Linked DNA regions of Homo sapiens: regions 1 and 2 are each linked to region 3. A link is a loop called in an ENCODE intact Hi-C map of the cell type or tissue named here. Cell type or tissue: B cell. All regions are shown on one strand.

What was found. Hi-C counts contacts between places; a loop is a spot of excess contacts. Peaks named below come from ENCODE experiments on the same cell type or tissue, not always from the same donor. Only the 100,000 strongest peaks of a DNase experiment are listed, where the experiment ranks them.
Region 1: it touches region 3 in a loop (10-fold over the local background); 29 of 110 quality-filtered maps call a loop at or near these places.
Region 2: it touches region 3 in a loop (8-fold over the local background); 5 of 110 quality-filtered maps call a loop at or near these places.

Annotation. Positions count from the first base shown.
Region 1 is chr1:13,721,100-13,729,099 of GRCh38, forward strand. The region is part of intron 2 of PRDM2 (PR/SET domain 2); the gene reads left to right. Among named protein-coding and RNA genes, the nearest start is that of PRDM2, 25 kb to the left of the region's middle. In B cell, CTCF peaks have their summits at 4,948 (motif pointing left) and 5,147; DNase peaks (open chromatin) are centred at 4,922, 5,435, 5,805 and 7,232; H3K4me3 peaks cover 1,112 bases; H3K27ac peaks cover 7,574 bases.
Region 2 is chr1:13,745,247-13,753,246 of GRCh38, forward strand. PRDM2 (PR/SET domain 2) reads left to right here. Exons shown (of 10, transcript NM_001393986.1): 6 at 4,115-4,241. Among named protein-coding and RNA genes, the nearest start is that of PRDM2, 49 kb to the left of the region's middle. RefSeq lists silencers at 3,803-4,192, 4,094-4,312, 4,263-4,572 and an enhancer at 4,823-4,872. In B cell, a CTCF peak has its summit at 3,927 (motif pointing right); a DNase peak (open chromatin) is centred at 4,075; H3K4me3 peaks cover 2,808 bases; H3K27ac peaks cover 3,263 bases.
Region 3 is chr1:13,662,214-13,670,213 of GRCh38, forward strand. It overlaps LOC105378612 (a long non-coding RNA gene), which reads left to right and starts at 7,981. Exons shown (of 3, transcript XR_946968.2): 1 at 7,981-8,000. In B cell, CTCF peaks have their summits at 3,644 (motif pointing right) and 3,847; DNase peaks (open chromatin) are centred at 3,688 and 5,698; H3K4me3 peaks cover 1,463 bases; H3K27ac peaks cover 3,322 bases.

The DNA of each region.
Region 1 (8,000 bases), 59 kb after region 3:
TGGAATACATATAGTCCTTGCCCTTTGCTGTTTGTCTCATTTTGGTCTTTATACTGTTTCTGAGATTCAGCCATATTGTTGCATGTATCAGTAGTTCATTTCTTTACGGGAGCTGTTTTATGGGAGACCATCTGACCATGTAGATATGTCTATTCATAATCTTAATTCCAAAGAGTTAGCGAAACCCTGGGATGGCTTTCTATCTTTCATCTTAGTTATCTCTCCCCCTTTTTTCTAATTCTAAAAATATATATGATATAAAAAGTTGAAACCACTTTCACTGTTTTATCATATTATTAATATAGAAGTATATTTTTTATAGATAATTATAAATATGAATCTGATTTTTTCACTTTAAAAAAAGACTTCTAAGTAAGGTGGTTGCTATCTGTTTTGACTTAAACCTCAACTAATAAATGTGTAGTTTAGGAAATTAGCATGTTGAATGAATAGTGGTAGCCCTTGAAATCTCATTTTGAATCATGTATTCTACTAGATAAATTAGCAAATTTTAGAAAATCTGGGACCTTGTCTTTCTGAATGAAAATATTATTTGTGAAATTCAAAAAAAAATTAACAACCTGAATAGCATTTCCTTAAGTCAGTGGAATGAGCTTGTGGCAAGAAGCCTTTCCTCTTATGTTAGGATAGTAACACTTCGGCAGAGAAAAAAGCTGTGGGACTGTTTTTCTCTGCCTCTCCTTTGATGCCCTCTAACTCACTCTCCTTGGTCAGTTCTGGCAATGTCATTCCAGCTGTGTGACCTTGGGCAAGTCCTCGGCTTATTTGTGTTCACTTTCTTATCTGTTAAATGGGGACAGTAATGGTGCCTACCCCGTGTGGTTGCAGTCAATAGTAAATGAGTTTATAGATGTAAAGCCCTTAGGCTAGTGCCTGACATAGGAAACACCGTAAATTATTATTTATTACTGTTATTTTTCAGCCGGTAACCATGTCCTGATTCTGTCCTGTAAAATAGTTTAATTACTATTACTGCTTGAATTCAGACCCAAACATCCCTTCTCTGGGCTATTACAGAAAGCTCCTGATTGATTTCCTCGCCAACGTTTTCCTCCCTATGGGACCATTCTCCATAGGCCTTACAGAACATGCAGCTCACCATCTGGGAAATCAGAAAAGCCAGCGGTCGTTGCGAGTTGTTGGGAATGTTTTCGTGGAGGAGCTGGGATTTGAACTTGACCTGGAAGGATGTGGAGGATATTGATCGTCAGAAGAATTGAGGGCCAGGTGAAAGTCTAAATTGAGAAAGGCCCAGAGTAGCAAGGGGACCTAATGTGGTGAGGGTAGGAGGGGCCAGAGGGTGTGCCAGGAACCCAGATGCCTGTAGGGGCCAGGGATGACCTGTAAGAGTAAAATGGGGATTTTTCTGTGATTTCTTCCAATAGAATTTTTTTTTTTAAATCCATGGGTAGACCGAACAAACCCCATCTGAGATGAAAGGCTGTAGCCCACAGTTTGTTGCTTTGGATGAAGATAGTTTGAGAAGTTAAAACTCAGTCTCACCAGTAACAGCCTCAGTGGGAGGCAGTAGAAAGCTCCTTCTCCTGCTTACCAATCCCCTGTCCCCACCCTCACCCATTCCCATTCTGTATTAGAATCTTCTGGACAAGAGGAGGGGATGAGCCCTCAGGTGACTTATTTTCTTTGCTTCTCTTGAACGTTGACAGTCTCTAAAGCCAGCAGACCAATGACTAGATTTTATTTAGAAAGTTTAAAAAGCGTTTTGAATCAGATACTTTGTAGACTGCTTATTCAAGAAGACAAAAGGTTCAGAGAAGTTGAATGTAGAGTAGCCTAGATGCCAGAAAGCCTCACCCCATCTCGTCACTCTCCTGCCCAAACCCTCTTGTGTCATCCCACCGCTCTCTGAATTGAGTCCAGCTCTTTGCCCTGCCTTGGTTTTGCATGTTCCAGTGGTGGCTGCCTCTGCTTTCTTCCCGTCTCTATTCTGGTGCAGCCGCGGTGGCCTCTTTTTATTCCTGAACAGCCCAGGCCCCTTCTCTCCTTGGCATGTTTGCCTGGACTGCTCAGTTCTTAATACATGACTCATTTTCATCTCTCAAGTCCAAGTCCCTGTGTGACATCTTCTCTGAGAGGCCTCCCCCTGCCATCCTAACTAAAGCACTGCACTGTCCCCTCCTTATCTCTCCTACATCACTCTTTAGGTCACTGAGACGTTGAACACCCCTAGTCTGCCACATTAGCTTGGGGTGCAGGTGGGCAGGACCTGCCCCTTCTCTTGGTTGCTGCGTTCCCCAGGTAGCGCTGCTCCAGCACATGGACACTTGCTGCTAATATGTGCAGGATGATTGGAGATTCCTGAATAACTTCAGGTTGGAAGATGTCAGTGGCAATGGGAACTGGAGAAAGGAATTGGACGTGACAGATTTTGAAGGATCAGCAGCAGGGTTTGGCTCTGTTGACCACCCTCACTTCCTGGAGTCTTCCCCAGCTTTGGTGATGCCATGTGCTTGGTGCCTCTTTGGCTCTGCGATGACTTCTAGGACTGGGACTCATTTGCTGTGCTTCTTCTTCCGTTTCATTCTTTGATAAGGGCATTCTGAGGGCTTTGTTTTCGGCTGTTCTCTCCTCTGCTTTCCATCGAGGATTCTCATCCACTTCCATGGACTCCATGGCCAGCTGGGGCTGTACTGCTCTTACAGCCATCTCTCTGTGCCCAGACCTCTGGGCAGTTGATTGCCAGGCATTTGTTTGCCCGTTCGCAGTGACCACTGCTCTGAGCTGGGCACTCTGTGCCAGGCTGTATCGAGGCGAGTAAGCACAGCCTGCCTGTCTACAGCCCTAAACTTGCCTCTCTGGAGAGGTGATTAACCAAGCCAACCAGGAAGGGCTTTCACAATACACAGGGCACACTGTTGCAAGTTGTGGAGAGTGTTGTAACAGAGCCATAGGGGAAATCCTACTAGGTTAGGATAGTGGGGACTAGCTTCTAGGAGGCTAAAGTGTTCTCTGGGTAGAGCCCAGGCCTGGAATACAAATGCAAATTGGCCCCTTTTGGTAACCTCACCTTGCTGGGGTCTCAGCTTCACCACCCTGGGGTTTAAAGTATTGGGAACTTTTCTTCTGCTTTTTTCTCCATTCCCTGCAGGAGCCTAAACGGGCATTGACAGTAAGTTGTTGTGTTTATTAATACTCTGAAGCCATTGCAACTTATCTCAGTTTATTCTGGTATATTTTGCTTTTTCTCCTTTAGAGATTAGCAGTGAAACCCTTCAAATGATAAAGACTCTTGTGCCTGTTTGGGGAAAGCAAATGTCACAGCCATGTTTTGTCCCTAACTTTGCATACTTGACACTGCTCACACTCTTTTCACATGTACATTGATGTAGAAAGTTATAGAAATTCCTTTTCATGGCTTTTTTTTTTTTTTTTTTGAGACAGGCTCACTCTGTCCCCAGGCTGGAGTGCAGTGGCACGATCTCGGCTCACTGCAACCTCCGCCTCTCAGGTTCAAGCGATTCTCCTGCCTCAGCCTCCCGAGTAGCTGAGACTACAGGCAGGCACCACCATACTCAGCTAATTTTTGTATTTTTAGTAGAGACGGGGTTTCACCATGTTGGCCAGGATGGTCTCGATCTCCTGACCTCGTGATCCACCCATCTCAACCTCCCAAAGTTCATGGCTTATTTTTAAGGGAAAATGTATAAAACAAAGTATGGAAGAAAAAGATATTGCAGGGCATAAAGGGAGAAAAAGGAAGGAGGAGGAAGAGGGGAGAAAGCTTATAGTTGTAACGCTTGTAGTTTTTAATGTTAACAGTTGTACTCAGGAAGTGGGGGAGGTGCCCAGGAAGGGGAGAACGTAGGACATGAATGTTTGGATTAAGCCCCCCTGCCTCCCTCCACTCTTGTAGGTTTGGTCTCTAGGAGTCGGTCCTGTCTTCTTAGCCCTGAGAGGGGAGGTACGATGGAAGACTGGAGGCGGTCTTAGTGCAGTAGCAGCTTGAGCTTTTTGATGATGTTTGTTGTATCTATGGATGTTTACCATATTGGAAATTATAACAAAGTATTTTGAAATAGTTATAGATCCACATGAAGTTATAAGAATAGTGTAGAGAGTCCTATGTACTCTATTTATTTTTGAGAAGGAGTCTTGCTCTATCCCCCGGGCTGGAGTGCAGTGGCATAACCTCGGCTCACTGCAACTTCCGCCTCCCGGGTTCAAGTGATTCACCTGCCTTAGCCTCCTGAGTAGCTGGGATTACAGGTGTGCGCCACCACGCCCAGCTAGTTTTTGTTTTTTTAGTAGAGATAGGTTTTTACCATGTTGGCCAGGTTGGTCTTGAACTCCTGACCTCAAGTGATCTGCCTGCCTCGGCCTCCCAAAGTGCTGGGATTACAGGCATGAGCCACTGCGCCCGGCCCAAGTCCTGTGTACTCTTTACCCAGCCTTTTCTAGCAGTAACATCTTACAAAGCTTTAGTACAATATGAAAGCTAGGAAATTGATTTGGTATAATAATGCTAGTTAGACTACAGGCCTTATTCATAAATCAGAAAAATTTAAAACATAAGATTAAACAATCACACATTTCATAAGCCACCAGAATGATGACATTTTCACACATGATAGCCTCCAGAAAACTCCACTCTACACATCTGAGAGTGAAAAAGGCAGACAACATCTTAGTGTTGTTATAGCAATAGCTCTGACCTTGTGGGCCCCAGAAAGGGAATTCTCAGGTGTCCACGGACTGTGAGGTATGAGACCCCACTGGGTTGGTGGTTAGAATGTAGACTCTGGAATCTGTCTGGATTTTATCTTGGCTCCACTACTTCAAAACTATGTAGCTTGGGAAAGTTACTCAGCAGGGCTGCTCTGTGGCATAGTATTTGAGAATCCAGACCCTGAAGCGAGATTGTCTGGATTGAAATTACCTAGCTCTGCCACCTGCTGGCTGGGACTATGGGCAAAGTTTAGTTTCATCTGTAACGTGGAGATCATAGAAGTGCCTATAGCAATTGGTAGTGTGCAGATTAAATGAGGTGATAAGTGCTCACAGTTGTATCTGACACATCTTGAACGCTCCATCTGTGTTAGTTGTGATTGTTACTGTTGTGATGATTAAATGAGGTAATGCATGTAAAGTGCTTAGCACAGATCTTGGCTCAGAGGATGGAATAAATGTTATATTCCCTAAGCTCCTCACCCCGTCCAGCATGGAAAGGTCATCCTGGGTCAGAGAAAATGTATCAGGAAAGCAGTAGAAGGGCCCTTCAGAGGCTCCCCAGCAAGGTCAAAACTCGTGAATCAAAATCTGTCCAAGGTTTCTTGTCTCAGGGAGCAGGAACAGAGAAGTTCTTCCTCTAGCCAGTGGGCTTCATGAGGAGGGGGTCCTAGCATGGTGCTAGCTCTGAGCAGACACTCAGGGAGTATGTGTTAATGACTGACGGATGGGCTGAATGAAGGAGAGACGCTTTGGCGATTAATTGGGGGAAGAGAAGCGGGTAGTGACTTTCTTTGAGTTTGAGGTAGGAAGTTGGAAACATCGAATTAATGAGATCAATTAATAGTTAATAACTAAATGACATTAAATTGACTTAAATTTAACATGTTAAATTTAATACATACTGTTCCAGATCTGTTCATTGATACATGTTTAAAGACTGTACTTCATTAAGCAGTCAAATAATGAGTCCTCATTGAGGTCAGCTAATAGGGAAGCAGAGAAGTTCTTTAGCTTCTTTCATATCACAGTGATCAGTGTTAAAAACCCATGAGACAGGAACATACTTCTATTCAGGGGCAGCAAGGACAGGGCGTACTGGGAGACGCCAGCAGCTGGGGTGCCTTGCGGAGCTTGCGATCTGCTCTCTGCTCTCTGCTTGATGACTTCTATTCTGCTTATTCTGGGTAGACAAGCGAATGGCGATGAGTGTTTCTCAGAGACCTTACCCCTGCCTGCCCCTCCTGCCTCAGTTCTAGCTGCTTCTCCTACCTTCTCTGCTCTGGACACATGGGTCTTTTTGCCTGGATACTGCGTTTCCTCTTAATTTGAGATTTGGTCCTGGCTGTTTTCTTTTCCTGACATGTTTCCCCAATATTGTCACAGATTCCCTTTCTACTTCTAGAGAGGCCTCAGCATTCTGTCTGAACAGGCATCTCCATCCCTACTCCATGACTGTGTTCCTTTTTTTTTTGAGACGGTCTGTCAGCCAGGCTGGAGTGCAGTGGCACGATCTCGGCTCATTGCAACCTCCACCTTCCGGGCTCAAGCAATTCTCTTGCTTCAGCCTCCTGAGTAGCTGGGATTACAGGCATGAGCCACCACGCCCAGCTAATTTTTGTATTTTAAGTAGAGACGGGGTTTCACCATCTTGGCCAGGCTGGTCTCGAACTCCTGACCTCAGGTAATCTGCCCGCCTTGACCTTCCAAAGTGCTGGGATTACAGGCGTGAGCCACCACGCCTCGCGTTCCCCTCTTTTTTTTCATTCGCCACTGATCGGAAGGCATGTGTCCCCTTTTTTGTGCTTGAGTTTTCTACAGGGCATCAGCCATTGTATGTATGTGTTTAATTTTGTCTCTATTTCTTACCAGAGTGATGCCGTGTTGAGGCAAGCGTGCTGCCTAGAACATTGCCTGGCCTGTAGCAGGGATTTGGAAATATAGAAATAAATAAATAGAGTAGATGGTGCAACTTATTTTAGACAAGATCAATCTGGGAAATAGTGCCAGGATCAAATTGTGATTCTTTAGTATAAGAATCAAGATGAACCTGTTTAGATATGATATTACATCTTATCCTGTCAGGATATGTACCAAGAAGAGATCCCAGTTTATGAGTATGTGGGGGAGAGAATTTTTTGAAAACATTCCTTTGTTCCTAAGGTTCACTTGTACATTGGTTGCTTGGAATTAATGGCATACCACATTTTCTAAAAAAGGATTCTTATATTGATCCAGAAGAATACCTACCTCAATTTCAAGAAATTCAGGCACATGTGGAGGAGATACTTCCTGATAGATGACCCAGCTCTTTCATTTATTTCTATCCCTCCTTTTTAAAAAAAGCTTTAAGTTAGCTTACAAAGAGCCATGTACTCATTCAAGTATTTAAGTGACAACAAACATTTGAAATCTACTGCTAAGCTGGGGGAACACAACACTGAATAAGATAGACACCATCTGTCTTCACTGCAGTCTCACAGAGGAGGCACACAGTAAACACACAGCTATACAAATAAGCATTTAAAATTGTGGTAAGAGCTGTGAAGGAGAACCAAGGAAGAAAAGAGGGTGGTTCTATTTCAGAAGTCCAGCCCATGAATCTACCTTCTACTTCTCAAATCATTGATTTTCTAGAAATGTTCTAGGCAGTTTGCAGCCATAGCCACGGCCATGGAGAGTCCAGCGGGGCTGTGGGGAAGAAGGGAGGGAGGGCCCTGGGGCTGCCCAGCGTCTGGGTTGTGCTGCTGTGAACTGAGGTGCTCTGTTGTAGTTTGGTCTTTTTGTAATGTGAAGGATACGACAATAACAGAAAAAGCTTTCCTCTGCTGGGTGTATGAGTCCAAAAGGAAAAACCAATGGGTCTAGTGGGACAAGATGTGGAATAAAGGAGTAATTTAAAAGAAAAAAAAGACAAAAAATAATGGGTTGACTTAAAACAGATAAACAAATACATAGGATTTTTTGGTATTTCTTTTTCCCATGGCTTCTCTGCTGAGGTCCTTCATGTTCTCGGGCGCTTCAGAAATTTTAATACATGTGATCTCTAACTTGTACTCAAGTTACACATTTCTTGTGGGAGTGACCATTCCTGCCTTAAGCACCATCTCCTGCTGACATTTCCATGGAAATCTGGAAGTTTTAGGTCAGAGGTTCTTAGATGATATTCCAGCAGAATCTTAAGTGAAAACTCCTTGATGATTAGGACTGACTATAGGCACTCGAATCAGACAGATATTCAGATCCAGGCTTTGAGCCCTTTAAGCAATGTCTCTAAGCTCTAATTCCCTGCT
Region 2 (8,000 bases), 83 kb after region 3:
GCTAGGTAGGAGAGGGCTGCTTTGTCTCCAGTGAGTCAGGGAAGGCCTTCCTGAGGACAGACGTTCGAACCCCACTCCTTGGATAGGAAGGAGCTGGCCATGCAAAAGGTCTGCTGGAAGAACAGTCCAGGAAGAGGAGTGGTAGGAGCAAAGACCTTGGAGTAGGAATAAGCTAATGGTTTTTTTTTTTTTTTTTGAGACAGAGTTGTGCTCTGTCGCCCAGGCTGGAGTGCAATGGCGTGATCTTGGCTCATTGCAACCTCCGCCTCCCAGGTTCAAGCGATTCTTCTGCCCCAGCCTCTTGAGTAGCTGGGACTATGGGCGCATGCCACCATGCCCAGCTAAATTTTGTATTTTTAGTAGAGACGGGGTTTCACCATATTGGTCAGGTGGTCTCGAACTCCTGACCTCGTGATCTGCCCACCTCGGCCTCCCAAAATGCTGGGATTTACAGGCGTGAGCCACCGTGCCCAGCCTTTTGTTTGTTTTTTATTTTAAAGGAATAGAACAAAAGCCCATGTGGCTGTAGGGAGGAGGAGAGGAATCTTAGGAGATGAGGCTGTTGAGGTCTGCAGGGATGGATGAGTTTTAGGCTTAAGTGCTGTTCACCCACTGGCGAGTTGAGGCCGAGATCTGACCTATGATTTTTTAAAAGACCGTGCTGGGGACTGGATCGTAGGTGGGTATGAGTGGATGTACTGTGTGTGTTTGAGTGATTCTGGAATACTTCTCTAATTTTCTAATATTTCTGACACATTTTTCTAATATTCCTTACCCAGTATAAGGAATATTAGAACTCTTGCTTCTTCCTGATTTGTTTGGTAAAATTTCAAGTTTTATTTTATATATGCTGATGTTTAAAGGAGAGAATATGGAGCAGATTCTTGGTTTTATACCTGTTTGAACCCAAAGAGAAAGTGGGAAGAGTTTAAAATCTTTGTTGTTGTTAATTTTTTTAATATTAAAATATATTTAAAAAGAGGTTGTTTGGTCTTTTGACTTTATTTTTTTAATGTGGATTTATATTTCCTTTGTTGAAGGGAGTAGTTTTTCTTTTCTTCTGAACTTGACTTAAAAATGCTAACCAGTACAGAAGAAAAAAACCAATATATTATAATATGGAAGAAAACAAGCCTTGGTTTAAAAAAAATACTATTATTTTTCCTCTTCATAGGGTCTATTGGTGTAGCTGTTTTAATATAAAGTTGCGAAGCATATATCGCTCCGTAATATAACCATTTCAAGTTGCTAATAATTTTTGTTTTGTTTTCTACTACTTGTTTTTATTTATTTATTTATTTATTTATTTATTTATTTATTTATTTTTTAAGATAGGGTCTCACTCTGTCTTGTGGGCTGGAGTGCAGTGACACAATCTTGGCTCACTGCAGCCTCCACCTCCCAAGCTCCAGTGATTCTCCTACTTGAGCCTCCTGAATAGCTGTGACTACAGGCACACACCACCATGCCTTGCTAATTTTTGTATTTTCAGTAGAGACAGAGTTTCGCCATGTTGCCCAGGCTGGTCTCAAACTCCTGCGCTCAAGCGATTCGCCTGCCTTGGCCTCCCAAAGTTCTGGGATTGCAGCCATGAGCCACTATGCCCGCTAATAATTTTGAAGGCTGTTTAGCAGCTAACGAATGTGTTCCTCTTGATCTAACACTTCACCAGTGCTAGAAATTTTATATTTGATTTGTGATACAGATTCTGGTGTGTTTTTACTTTGTGTGTTTTGCAGCAACAAGAATATCTTAGGACATGAGTGCCCTCCCAAGTAGAGTTTGTGTGGATATTTAACTTCACCAAGTTGCTAGTTCAGTTAGCACTTCACTGACAACTGCAGTGGAGTGAACAGGGAAACTTAAGCTCTTATTCTTAGAGGTATCTTGAAAATGTCCGGTGGTATCTTCTAGCCAGTTCTCTGGTTATACCATTTCAGTGGGGGAATATATGGGGAATACATTTGTCTTCACTCCTTCCCATGCTCTTTTTTGCATTGGTTTGAAGACTTTTCATATTTCTGAGAACTCTAGTCATTTCAAATATTAGTTGATACCACTTCAATATGTGACTTATAACAAAAAAATAGAGAAAGTATACATTTGGAATTTACACAATCTAGAAACAGTTTACTTTAACATAAGCCTGTTCTTTCAACAGATTAGTTCATCAGAATGCCAAAAGGCGTTCTTGATGGCTGTTTTAATTTATTAATATATATTAAAGTAAGTTTTTTGGTTAGATTTAACTGGTTCAAGAAGGGAAATCATGTATTGGTTCAAAAATAAGAAAAAGGCAGATTTTAGCCTTCTTAGGGGTGGGTGAGAGCCAAGGAAACAGCTGCCTTGTTTTAATTTAAAGAATTTAGAATATTTTTAAATTTGGACTGTGTAGACAGTGAGAGTTCTGCAGAGAATTAAACGAAGTAATATTCACTTTTGGGGGCTTTATCTAGACTAGAAGGTATGTTGAAGTGAGGAACTATTTTGTTTCTAAACCGTAGGTGGAATCTCCCTCCCCGCAAAAAAAAAAAAAAAAAAAAGAAACAAAAAACAAAAAGGATCACTCTCTTGGATAACCATTGTGCAATGATCCAAATCAGGAAGCTAACAGCAACACATTATTTTACTAGCTAATATGTACACCTTACTCAGGTTCTGTCAATTGTTCCAATCATGTCTTTGTAGGAAAAGAAAACGTTTCCACATTCAGTTGTTATGTCTTATGTGTTTGGCTGGTACCTTAGTCTTTGTCTTTTATAACCTTTCAGTTTTGAGAACTGGTTGGTTATTTTGTAGAATGTCCCAGAGTTTGAGCTTCTCTTATGGTTTCATCATGATTAGATTCGACGTATGCATTTTGGGCAGAAATCTACCAGAAGTGATGCTCTGTTTTCTGTGCATCGTATCAGGAGACATATGATGTTGGTATGTCTTATTACAAAAGTGTTGTTTTTTTTCTTTTGTAATTAATAAATATTTTATGGGGAGATATTCTGAGGCTATGTGTTTTGTTACTCCTCAAACTTTTACCTACTTTTAGCATCCATTTATGATTCTTGCCTGAATTAATCATTACTGTGATGATTGCCAAATGGCGCTTTTCTAATTCCAACATTTCTTTTTTACTGATTAGTTGGGATCTCCTTTAAGGAAGAGCTTTCCTTTTTATTTACTTGTTCATTCCTTCCTTTCTTCATTCATTCACATGAGGCTGGACTCACGGATTCTCATTTTATTCAGTGGGTTTTAGATAGAATTTTACTTGTATTGATACCCTTGTAACTTTTTTAACAGATCATTTGTTGTGAGAGAAACCAATAGGCTGTTTCCCCAAATTCTAGGGGTGTGAACTTTGCACTCAGTGGATCTTTTCTTCGGGATCTTGTTCTGGGTGGAATCAATTTGATGGTGGCCCTCACTACTTCCAGTCATACGTGGCTTAAGAATGTGATGGTTTAGGAGCATAATACATGGGAGATACTTCCTGCTGTATTTAAAAGTTAAAATGTGGAAGTTTGATGTCCGGTCCGAAGGGCGAGGCACGGACCTCCCTGGACCAGAGCAGGTTGGTGGCCCCGGGCGGCCTCCCGTTGGCGGCTCTGGGATAGAAACCGCGGCGCATTTGTAAGTGCTTGCGCGTGGTTCCTCCTCGTTGTCCTGTTGAAGTTGCTCTTGGTCTGGAACGCGCGCTAGTCGTTGTCTTTCAGCACTCCGCTTTCCACACCGCACGCTTTTCAGTTATGCTTTACATTTCTCCTCGACTTAGATTTCGTGAGCAAAATGGGCCCATGTTTTATTTTTTCTCGTGCGTGGGCCGTCGTGAGGCTTTAAACAGGAAACTGGGACAGCACCCGGGCTCCGCTACCCGTCACCGGGCCTTCCGCGCCCCTCGCCCCACGCCGCGGGTGCGGTCCTCCCTCCAGCAGAGGGTTCCGGGCGCCGGCGCGGCCCGCACGGGGCCGGGAGCCCTTCCTGCCGGCCGGGTGCGCGCGGCGCCGCCGACAGCTGTTTGCCATCGGCGCCGCTCCCGCCCGCGTCCCGGTGCGCGCCCCGCCCCCGCCAACAACCGCCGCTCTGATTGGCCCGGCGCTTGTCTCTTCTCTCCCCGCAGCCAATCGCGCCGGGCGAGGAGCTCCTGGTCTGGTACAATGGGGAAGACAACCCTGAGATAGCAGCTGCGATTGAGGAAGAGCGAGCCAGCGCCCGGAGCAAGCGGAGCTCCCCCAAGAGCCGGAAAGGTAGGAGCCCCCCGGCCCGCCCGCCCGGCCCCGGCGCCACGCCCGCCCAGGACGCCGCCCTGCCGCCCTCGCTGCTGCTGGCCCGACCGCGAGGCGGGTCGCGGGCTCGGGCGGCGGCGCCCGCGGCATCTCGGTGACCTTTTCCGGACTCGGCCCTGCCCCGGCCCCGCTCCCGCCCTGCGGTCCCGCTCGGGCCCTGCGATCGCTGCCCTCCCGCCCTGCCGACCCGGCCCCGCTGCTGAATCACGGCCGCCGCGCGCTCGGGCTGTTTCTTAACTTGTGACTTAGCTCCTGGGCGGCAGAAAGTGCGCGGACGGCGTTCCGGGGCCGGACGTTCCCCCGCTGGCACCCCAAGCCGCGCTCCGCAGCCGCGCGCACGGCGGGCGCCCGAGCTTTCTCGCGGCTAGCTTGACAGCCCCGGCTCCGCAGACTCGGGCCCGCCGCGCAGGACGCGGGCCGCGTCGGTCGCGGAGTCGGGGTGTGGGAGTGGGGGAGGCAGAGACAGTGAGAGACAGAGACAGGAGGCGGCGGGGAGGGCAGGGAGACTGCGGGTGCGGTGGGCTTCCGAAAGGATGCCCAGGGGGATGTGGAAGTTAGAGAGCGTGTTGTTTTGTCGTTTTGACTCAATTCTCATAGTTTTACGACTTCTGATGATTTCGAACAAAAGGTAAAGTGTAGTCACACTTAAAAAGGGAGGGGATAATTTCTGGGTAGGAAAATAGTTTGGTTGGCTGTATCATATTTCCAGTGGGCATACTGACACGTTGGGGCTTTTTTTTTTAATGAAGAATTTTAATGTGAATTGGGGAATAGTTCATAGATCCCAGTTTGAAAATATGCCAAGGCACAGTATGGTTAGTTTCTTATTGATACAAATACAGGTTTGTGTTTTTTGTTTTTTTGTTTTTTTGTTTTTTTTTTGCTCTCCTTAGGTCTTAAGTAGATTTCTTTTTAGTCATCTGAACGAACGAGTCCATCCTTTATCCAGAACATTGCAAAGTGAGTTGTGGAAGTCATACTGTAAATAAAATCATATCGTAAACTCGATTTGGGAAAATGTTAAAATCGGCATTAAGGAATGTAGGCAAGAAGTCTGTTCTGATTTTTCAAGTATGTATTCTTTGTATGTCACCACAAAATGGAAATAGAATTAATTCCCCCGTGAAACAGTTAGTAGGCCTATTACTGAATATGCATTGTCTATTTATTGAATGTGATGTAGTCACTGCTTCAGAGCATTAAATGCTTTTGATCCTGAATCAGACGATCAGAGTCTAGAAAATTCCCAGTTTTTTTTTTTTTTAACTTTTAACTGAGTTCTGGGATTTTATTGCTATTAGGCTTAGTGCTTAACTGTTTGTAGTGAAAACTTTTTATGTAATTCAACTTGTTTCTTTATTTAGTATTCATTTTGTTTATAACTAATGTTACCAGCCTTCCGGGTAAGTTATTTGTAGGGGGCTGGAGATGGGGAGGACAGTACCCTCTTTACTGTGCCACTAATCATAACTAACTCCTGTACTTAAATAGATTTGTAGTTTAATAGCAACCTTACTTTAACGCTTTTCTCTGTTTGGCATACTTTAGTGTGCATGTTTAGAACATATGTCATTACTCTTTTGCTTTTTTGTTTATCTGTTTATTTTTCTCTTGGTTGGATTTGGGGAAAAACTTGAACATATACTTTTTGTTTTATTAGTGATATATGAACTTAATAGCTGCATTTTTATACCTGCGTAGACTGTTGGTGTTTCGTATTAAATAGTTCATATTTCTTATTATCCTATTATTTTGTACTACTCTGGGCAGCCTATAACCCAGAATCCTAGGTTTTAATTAATTAAAAGACTTATGTTTATGCAGAGCTCTCTGTTGGAACTTACAGTCTGTTTTTAACAGCTTACTGGTTAAAGAGACCTATTTGCTCTTTAAGACTTAAACTTTGGAGAGTTTAAGTAATGAGTCAAACCTTTTTTACTTTTAAATTAAATACTCAGTTAAAACCAATTTATAGCTTGCAAAGACCTGAAATGGAGTCTTTTTTTTTTTTTTTAATTAACTCAGTTCTGTTTAGGTCTTATGTGTGACCTCAAACATTTAAATAATATCTTTTCAGGCAGTGATGTCAGAGAGTGAATCAACATAAATGTCATTCAGAGGCAGTGTTAACTTAGTATTGCTGAAAGCCGCATGTTGAATACATAGAGCCGACAGGTAGATTGACAGTGGGCTTGACTTCATTTTCGTTATGAGACAGAGAGAAAAACAAAGGGCTGAATTCTTCATAGTTCTGGACCTCAGCTCCTTTGCGTGACAGCTGCTATACTTACAGCTGTGCATTGCATGTGGTGCCTTTCAGAATTCATCAGATCGCTGGTGGATCATAAGGCGTGTTTGGGTAGAGCAAAGCCCTGATTTCTTTATATACAAAGTAGTGGCCCCTTCTCTCTCCCCTCATCACCTTTCTTCTCTCCTCCCCTCCCCTCCCCTCCCCATATTCATTCATTCATCTAATGTTTATTGAGCCCCTGCTGTGTACTAGGCACTCTGCTGGGTTGTAGCACACAGTGATGAGCAAAAAAGCAGCGGCGACTCTTCTTATGGCGCCGACAAACGTTAAATCAGTAAATAGCTGATCAGTGCCTAGACAGTTGGCATGTAGTAGGCCCTCAATAAATATTCATTGATTGGCAATGACTCACACAAATGTGTTAGGAAGGAAAAGAATGCAGTGCTATGAGAACACAGTTCATATTGTCTGCGACCTTGGAGCGTGCATTTTTGCCATGGGCCAAAGATGGATATACATCAGCATTTTAAACTGGACTTTAATTTGGATTCCCAGATTTGTAATTGAGCTTCACTTTTTACATATCTGAGCAGCCTCTGTAAAATGGAAAATAAGTTCCTTAGATGGAATAGATTAATCTTTCAGGTAGAGAGCAAGGAGGGTTTTTAGTGTCAGGTGTTTCAGGCTATTTTAATGTGAACCACAGAAAAATTATAATTATAAAATAGCATAGAAACGGTCAAATTTAGAAGTATTTCTCATCTTCTTGATTTCTGTCCCCTGTTTGTTTTGGTGAGAAATGAGAAATTGAATTTGCTTGTTAGCAGTAAGCAATGACTGTTGGCAAATGCTCTTCCAGAGTGTAGATTATAATAGCAGAGTGTTTTCCCTGCTCTCTCAGTTACATAAGAGCCTTAACCTGAAGTTCTTTTACCTGGAGAAACAACAGTGGCTTTCTACAAATGGGCTTAGTGGAAGGAATGAAAAAGACGGGATGCCTGGGCGTTTACCAGGTGTGCGATCTTGGACAGCTCATGTCACCTTTCTGAGATGAAGTTTCCCTAGCCTTAAAAATGAATATCATCATATCGATGATGCTTGTGCCACCTAACCTCACAAAGTTGTCAAGAGCAAGTGAGATAATAGAAACATGCTCTGTGAAGCTGTGGGCTCTTGGGAACTGTAAGTACCACTCCTTAGAACATGGCTGGCGTTTACTTCCCTGCTACTTGCGGAGGAACTACTGAGTTGGTGACTCATTTAATCAATGGGGATTTATGGAGCACCTGTGTAAGCCCAAAATAAGCACTGGGTCTCTTCTTTCCCTCTTCCCTCCTACGTCACAGCCTCATTCTGTGCTGATTCACCCTTATTTTAGGTTCTAACCTATTGACCTCGCTGTTCACAGCAAATTAAGAGAGAAGAGTTTATAGCGGCAAGAAGTTTTTATACCTGAAAGCTGGATAGTG
Region 3 (8,000 bases):
GCTGTTTCTGTACCTCACTGCCGATTTCTGTATGGCACTTCCCTTTCTTTGTCTATAAATTTGTTCTGACCAGGGGGCATCCCTGGAGTTTCTCTAAATCTGCTGTGATTCTGGGGGCTGCCTGATTGGGGAATCATGCATTGTTCAATTAAACTCATTTAAAATTAATTCAGCTGAAGTTTTTCTTTTAACACTGCCCTTACTAACTTCGCAGCCTAGTGGGGAGAAGTCATGTGACAAATACAAAGTGAGGAAAAAACTCCTTAAACTCCTAAACTGTGCTACCAGTGTGCTAATAACAGATTTACGGGGATTATTTCATTTAATCCTCACAACAACATGAGGAGGTGGATACCATTATTATCTTCATTTCACATAGGCACCCCACCCCCCCAAAGAAAAGAGGATTCAGCAACAGGCACAGCAATTTGCCCAAGATGACAAAGCTAGAAATGGTGGAAATTAGCCAGGAAGTCACGCTGACTCCAGACTCTGTGTAATTTACATGTCTCAGGCATTTTTACAAGAAAAAAAAAAAAAACCAGGCACAGTGTCTCATGCCTGTAATCCCAGCATTTTGGGAGGCCTCAGTGGGAGGATTGCTTGAGCCCAGGAGTTCGAGACCAGCCTAGGCAACCCCGTCTCAAAATAAATAAATAAATAGCTTTTTAATCCTCTAACCTAGCAATTCTGCTTCTAGAGGAATTGTTTTATAATTGTTTATAATGGCAAATAAACTGTCCTACATGTCCATCAAGGAGAGCGTGTTTACAAGACTTGTAGTATGCTCACCCCATGAAGTATTTTACACACAGTGATGAAAATGAATCCACGATGGCCATAAATGTTAGAAACGTAAGACTGAATTTTTAAAAGCCAAAGACCACACACCATATGATGACATTTTGAAAGCTCAAACCCAGTAAAAGAAGATAACACATTGTTTTGACAACACACAGCTTAGGTAAGCAGATTTTTTTTTTTAAGTCAGAGAGTGATAAAGACAAACTTTAGGGTAACGATCATCTGGGAGGATGGATCTAGGGAAGCAGAAGAAGGAATTAGGGGTGGGGGTTGTCCAAGTAAATGTGAGGCCTTTTGTAATGGTTTAATTCCAGGATTGACAAGCTAGAGCCTGCAGGCCAAATCTGGCCCTTCAACTGTTTTTGTAAATAAAGTGGGTTTTTTTGTTTTGTTTTGTTTGAGTTGGATTCTCGCTCTGTTGCCCAGGCTGGAGTGCAATGGTGCAATCTCACCTCACTGCAACTTCCACCTCCTGGGTTCAAGCAATTCTGCCTCAGCCTCCTGAGTAGCTGGGGTTACAGGCACCCACCACCATGCCTGGCTAATTTTTGCATTTATAGTAGGGACAGGGTTTCACCATGTTGGCCAGGCTGGTCTCTTTGGTCAGGCTGGTCTCGAACTCCTAACCTTGTGATCTGCCCGCCTCAGCCTCCCAAAGTGCTGGGATTACAGGCCATAAAGTTTTATCTGAACACAGACACACCAATTTGTTTACATATTGTCTATGCCGGCACTCACTCTACAATAGCAGAAATGAGTAGTTGCAATGGAGACTATATGGCCCATAAAGCTTAAAATATTCGCTATCTGACTCTTTACGGAAAAAGTTTGTTGTGACCTCTGTTCTTGCCTTGGATTGAGTAATAGAGTCCTCTCTTTAATAGCGGTAAGACATTCACCTCTCTGGGTCTCAGTTGCCCTATCTGTAAATAGGGATGATACTACTCTGTGAAGTAAGAAACTGTATCATCCTTTAATGTATGGAAAGTGGATTAGTGGTTTTTTAGGGCCAAGAGGTGGCGCTGGGGGGAGATGAGAATATGGAAATAGGGACTGACTACTAATGAGTAAAAAGTTTCTCTAAGGGGGATAAAAATATTGTAAATTAGACTGTAGTGATGATTGCACAACCCTATCAAAAGATCCACGGCTTCCTGCGGGATTTCTCAACCTCAGCACGATTGACATTTGGGGCTGGATACTTCCTTGTTGTGGGGCTGTCCTGTCAATGTAAGATGGTGAGCAGCCTCCCTGGCCTCTACCCATTATGGGTAGTGATGCCAGTAGCACTCACCAAGTTGTGAAAACCAAAATGTCTCCAGACATTGCCACATATCCCTGGAAGCAGCTAGGGGGAGTAAAATCACCCCCAGTTGAAAAACCACCGTTCTATAATAATAACCTGAGAAATTTCCTCTGCACAGCATTACCATAGAAAGGAGAGTCAAAAGTCTTGGAGTAAATAGTAGGACCTTTTTACCATGGAAAATGATCAGCTTTGAATCACTGGGCAGGGACTGAACTGGGCAAGTCTTTGCAAGGGCAACTTCCAAGGAGCAACAAAGGTGGCACTTGAGTAATTTGGAAAGTGATACTAAGCAAGTTGGAAGGCTGCTGTGTTCCGCTCATGAAAACATCTGCACCTAAGTGGTAAGAGTTAGCTGTGTGGTCCTGGCCAATTTCCAGCCCAGGTGACTGCAGTCTCCTGTTCTTAGTCTTCCCTCCAATTTCTGTAGGGCATGGTGCTTTTCTTTACTTCCTGTTCCATACCTGATGACTAAGCCATCATTAGTCTCTTCTAGTGATTAGTTAGGAAATATTAATTTTAAATCAGCAAAGCACTAGGGGAAGAAAAGGACAACTTGGGTTTCCCTTTTCATCCCCAAGGGATGTAACAGCGCACCCGTCAAATCCTTGGTGGAGAGAGAAACCTCCTTGAAATTATCTTGCCAAAAGAGAAAAACGGATTAGCCAATAGTTCATAAATTTGAAAGCATAGGGCTTTCTTTTGATGAAGGCCACTTCCTAGAGGAATGGAGAGGAAGCTTGATCACAGAGTTTAGACACAGTTGAAGAACCCAGTGCTCCCCATTTCCCCTCCCATACATGTCTCTAATCTGATGGTCCCCTTACATCCCATCCTTGCAGGAAATTGATTCTCTTTCCAGCCTTTGCTCAATCCTTGCTCCCATTTATTTATTTTATTTATTTACTTTGAGACGGAGTCATGCTCTGTCACCCAGGCTGAAGGGCAGTGGTGTGATCTCGGCTCACTGCAACCTCCACCTCCCGGGTTCAAGTGATTCTCCTGCCTCAGCCTCCTGAGAGCTGGGATTACAGGCAGCTGCCACCACACCCTGATAATTTCTGTATTTTTAGTAGGGTTGGGGTTACGCCAGGCTGGTCTCGAACTCCTGATCTCAGGTGATCCACCCGCCTCGGCCTCCCAAAGTGCTGGGATTACAGGCGTGAGCCATCATGCCCAGCCCCTTGCTCCCATTTAAACCGTCAGCCCCGAGCTTCAACCCTTAGAGGCCTGGTTTCTGCCCAGCATCAAAGTGAATGGGATAGTCCTAAAGGGACCAATTTGTCTAGATTGGTCCAAGACTTGGTGGATTTTAGCACTGAAGGAGGTCCCGGGCAATCTTTTGGTCCCCAGCAAAACGAAAGGGTTGGATAGCTTAACTCCCTGAAGGCCTCCTCCATATTTCATCTCTTGTAACCTCGCAGCATCCAGGTCAACCAGTGATTGTGCGTCTTAAAAAAACAGAGCAAACCACTTGAATGAGACAAGCAAATTGCAAATTAACTGCAACTCTTCCTGATGCCCACCAGAGGGCTCCTTCTTCCACATAAACAGCCCTGCTGTGCCCAAAGGAACAGAACCTTCCGGACTAGGAGCAATCAAGTTAAGACGGCTCTGACAGTCACTGCCTCACAGCAGAAGTAAAAGAAGAGGGCTACGTCAATGTCATTTCTGCCTCTGTTAACAAACAGAAAGCACTGCTTATGAAATGGGTTCTCCATTCGTGTTCCAGGAATAGCCTTTATTCCAGGTCCTCACCGGAACCTTGCAAAGTGGGAACCGCTGGTGAATGGCCTAAGGTCACAAAACCATCAAACTTCAAAGACCGCAGTCTTTCCACTGTACCAAGTTACCTTGTTATTTCAAAGAACAGTGAAATGAGAGCGTTACAAGCTGTTCCCTGGGCTTAGGGCTGTGGGTGTGGACAAGGGAGGCTGGATGTGGACCCAGTGCCTGAAGGGGAATTTGGTCAACAGCCATAATGAAGAGCAGGAATGGGGGTGGGCGTGCAAGGGCATCGCTTCACCATGTGGACACCAACAGGAGCAAGAGAGTAATGGGGAGGCAGGGACAACCAGCCCTTGTAAATTCCCAACTCTAAGACAGCTGACAGCAGCAGCTACCATGGCTGCCCCATCTCAGGGAGCTCAGAGCACGCAGCAGATGGGATGCAGGCAGAGAGTTCAAGGCTATTAGGCCTCAGCACTAACCAGGGAGTCCTTAAGGGAACCAGGTGGGACTGCGTGTGCCCCAGGCTCCAGGCCACCTGTGACTGCCATCTGCCAAAGGAAACCGACAGAGTCACCCCAAACCAAATTAAGAACCAGAGTGCCAAGAGTACCCATAAAAAGAAAGGGTATCTGCCAGTTGTTGTTAAAGCAAAGAAAAAGGAAGAACATGGCAAGTCTACAAATGAGCCATGATATGTGTTAACCCTGGAGTCAGTGCAGAGAACACACAACATTCTAGAAAGGGTTGGGGTAGTTGCGTGGGGAACTTCTCTTAGAACCGAAATCTTTTTTTTTTTTTTTTTACTTTTTTATTTTTTAATTTATTATTATTATACTTTAAGTTTTAGGGTACATGTGCACAATGTGCAGGTTAGTTACATATGTATACATGTGCCATGCTTAGAACTGAAATCTTGCAATTCAGTTCGATTTAGACTCCTCTGCTGCTTTCACCCTTTGCAGACAGGCCCAGCAGCCCTGGGGTTTGCTTGTTCTCACTTTCTTCTTTTTTGGAGAAAAATTCAGCATTAGGTTTCACTATGGCATAGAATAGTTTTGGTTTTTTTTTTTTCTTTTTGTTTGTTTGTTTGTTTTTTAGTCAGTCCCTACCATTTTGACAATCACACTTGGAAGACCAGCTGAGCTGTCAGGAAAAGGACTCCTTTCTGCATTACTTTAACCAAAACAACTATGGTTTTTAAAACTATACATTAGGCCAGCCGAGCGTGGTGGCTCACACCTGTAATCCCAGCACTTTGGGAGGCCAAGGCGGGTGGATCGCTTGAGGTCAGCAGTTGGTGACCAGCCTGGCCAACATGGTGAAACCCCGTCTCTACTAAAATTACAAGAATTAGCTGAACGTGGTGGCACATGCCTGTAGTCCCACCTACTTGGGAGCCTGAGGCAGGAGAATCGCTTGAACCCAGGAGGCAGAGGTTGCAGTGAACCGAGATCGTGCCACTGCACTCCAGCCTGAGCAACAGAGTGAGACTCCGTCTCAAAAAAAACCAAAAAAACCCAACAAAAAACCCCCTATACATTAGATTACTTTATCAGCCCTAGCTTGCCACCAAACGAACTAGGTTATCATTTCTGAGTTGCAAATAATTCTTTCCCCATGGATATATTTTTATCCAGAGTAACATCTGTCTAATTCAAGACTTGAAAAATAAAGCCCACGTGATTTCAAGAAAATGAGCACTTTTAAGTCGTGAAGTATGTTGTAGCCTAAAAAAGAAAAACGTAGTCTTCCAAGAGAACCATCTCTCCAGTAAGAAAAAAAAAAAGTTCTTTGACTGACAGCTCTTTTCAAGTGCAAATGAGAGTGACAGCAAGAAGAGGTTTAAAATTCTCATTGGGTTGGAGGATACTTCTGCTTTTTTAATGTAAATATTGATATGTAATCTGGGTTTGCCCTGTCAGAAAGCATTCATGCATACAAACATGCTCAGGTTTTTTCTGTTTTGTTTTATTTTGTTTTTTTGAGACAGAGTCTCGCTCCATCACCCAGGCTGGAATGCAGTGGCATGATCTCAGCTCACTGCAATTTCCACCTCCCGGGTTCAAGTGATTCTCCTGCCTCAGCCTCCCAAGTAGCTGGGACTACAGGCACACACCACCACACCTGGCTAATTTTTGTATTTTTAGTAGAGACAGGGTTTCACCATGTTGGTTAGGCTGGTCTCTAACTCCTGACCTGGTGATCCACCCGCTTCAGCCTCCCAAAGTGCTGGGATTATAGGAGTGAGCCACTGCGCCCGACTCATGCTCAGGTTTTTTTTGTTTTGTTTTGTGTTTTTGAGACAGAGTCTTGCTCTGTCACCCAGGCTGGAGTGCAGTGGCGCGATCTCGGCTCACTGCAAGCTCTGCCTCCAGGGTTCACGCCATCATCCTGCCTCAGCCTCCCAAGTAGCTGGGACTACAGGCGCGTGCCACCACCGGCTAATTTTTTGTATATTTAGTAGAGACACGGTTTCACCGTGTTAGCCAGGATGGTCTCGATCTCCTGACCTCGTGATCCGCCTGCCTCGGCCTCCCAAAGTGCTGGGATTACAGGCGTGAGCCACCGTGCCCGGCCTCATGCTCAGGTTTTTATACATATGCTCCAGTTCCTTTCCTCGGTAGACCCTGTATTCTTTTCTTTCTGTTTTGAGATGGGGTCTCACTTTGTGGCCCAGGCTCGTCTCAAACTTCCAAGCTCAAGTGATCCTCCTGCCTCAACCTCCCACATAGCTGGGATTACAGGCACTTGCCACTGTTCCTGGCCTGTTTCCTTTATAATGCCCTTCTGGGAAGGCAGAGAGTGTGCATTGTGGCTAATTTCAAGAAGGCAACTCTAAAGAGCACCCCAAAAACTTGCCCATAAATCAGTGAAAGAGCCAATATGATTATATAAGTGACGATCTCATTGTTTTTCTATCTGGTTAAAGTTTTTTTCACCAGACTTGTGAAAAAAGGAGTTGAATATACCGATGTCCAAAACACACACTTCCATATAGAGCGGGAGGGAATGTTGTGGAGCCACCATGGACAGAAGGGTGGCAATACGAAAACCTCAATCAGTGTTTCTCAGACTAGCTGCATCTGTAGGGTATTTAGTGGAGCTCTGCTGTACAGGCAGCTATCTGCATTTAGGTCAACATATTTTAAACTTCATTATAGTTCTTTGATACTTAAGCACTATTGATATTTAATAGTGCTTTGATATTTAATATTTGATATATAAATATATGTTTGATTTCATATTTGATTTACTATTTGATATATAAAAGCACTTTGATATTTAAGCACAAAGAGGCATTTTAAAATTAAGAATAATAATTGTTTATATTAGTGAGCAGGATAATACTCTCTTCTCTTTTAAGAAGGCGTCCATCTTTTTGTTTTTTGCTTTCTAGTTAACACATAAAGTTTATTTTTTTAATTTATTTTTAAATTTTACTTTAAGTTCTGGGATACATGTGCAGAACATGCAGGTTTGTTACATAGGTATACATGTGCCATGGTGGTTTGCTGCACCCATCAACCCATCATCTAGGTTTTAAGCCCCACATGCATTAGGTATTTGTCCTAATGATCTCCCTCCCCTTGCCCCCCACCACCCGACAGGTCCTGGTGTGTGATGTTCCCCTCTCTGTGTCCATGTGTTCTCATTGTTCAACTCCCACTTATGAGTGAGAACATGTGGTGTTTGGTTTTCTGTTCCTGTGTAAGTTTGCTGAGAATGATGGCTTCCAGCTTCATCCATGTCCCTGCAGAGGACATGAACTCATTCTTTTTTATGACTGTGTAGTATTCCATGGTGTATATGTGCCACATTTTCTTTATCCTGTCTATCATTGATGGGCATTTGGGTTGGTTCCAAGTCTTTGCTATTGTGAATAGTGCTGCAATAAAGATATGTGGGCATGTGTCTTTATAGTAGAATGATTTATAATCCTTTGGGTATATACCCAGTAATGGGATTGCTGGGTCAAATGGTATTTCTGTTTGTAGATCCTTGAGGAATCGCCACACTGTCTTCCACAATGGTTGAACTAATTTACACTCCCACCAACAGTGTAAAAGCATTCCTATTTCTCCACAGCCTCGGCAGCATCTGTTGTTTCTTGACTTTTTAATAATCAAGAAGGCCTACATCTTTCGTTGATGATGGACAG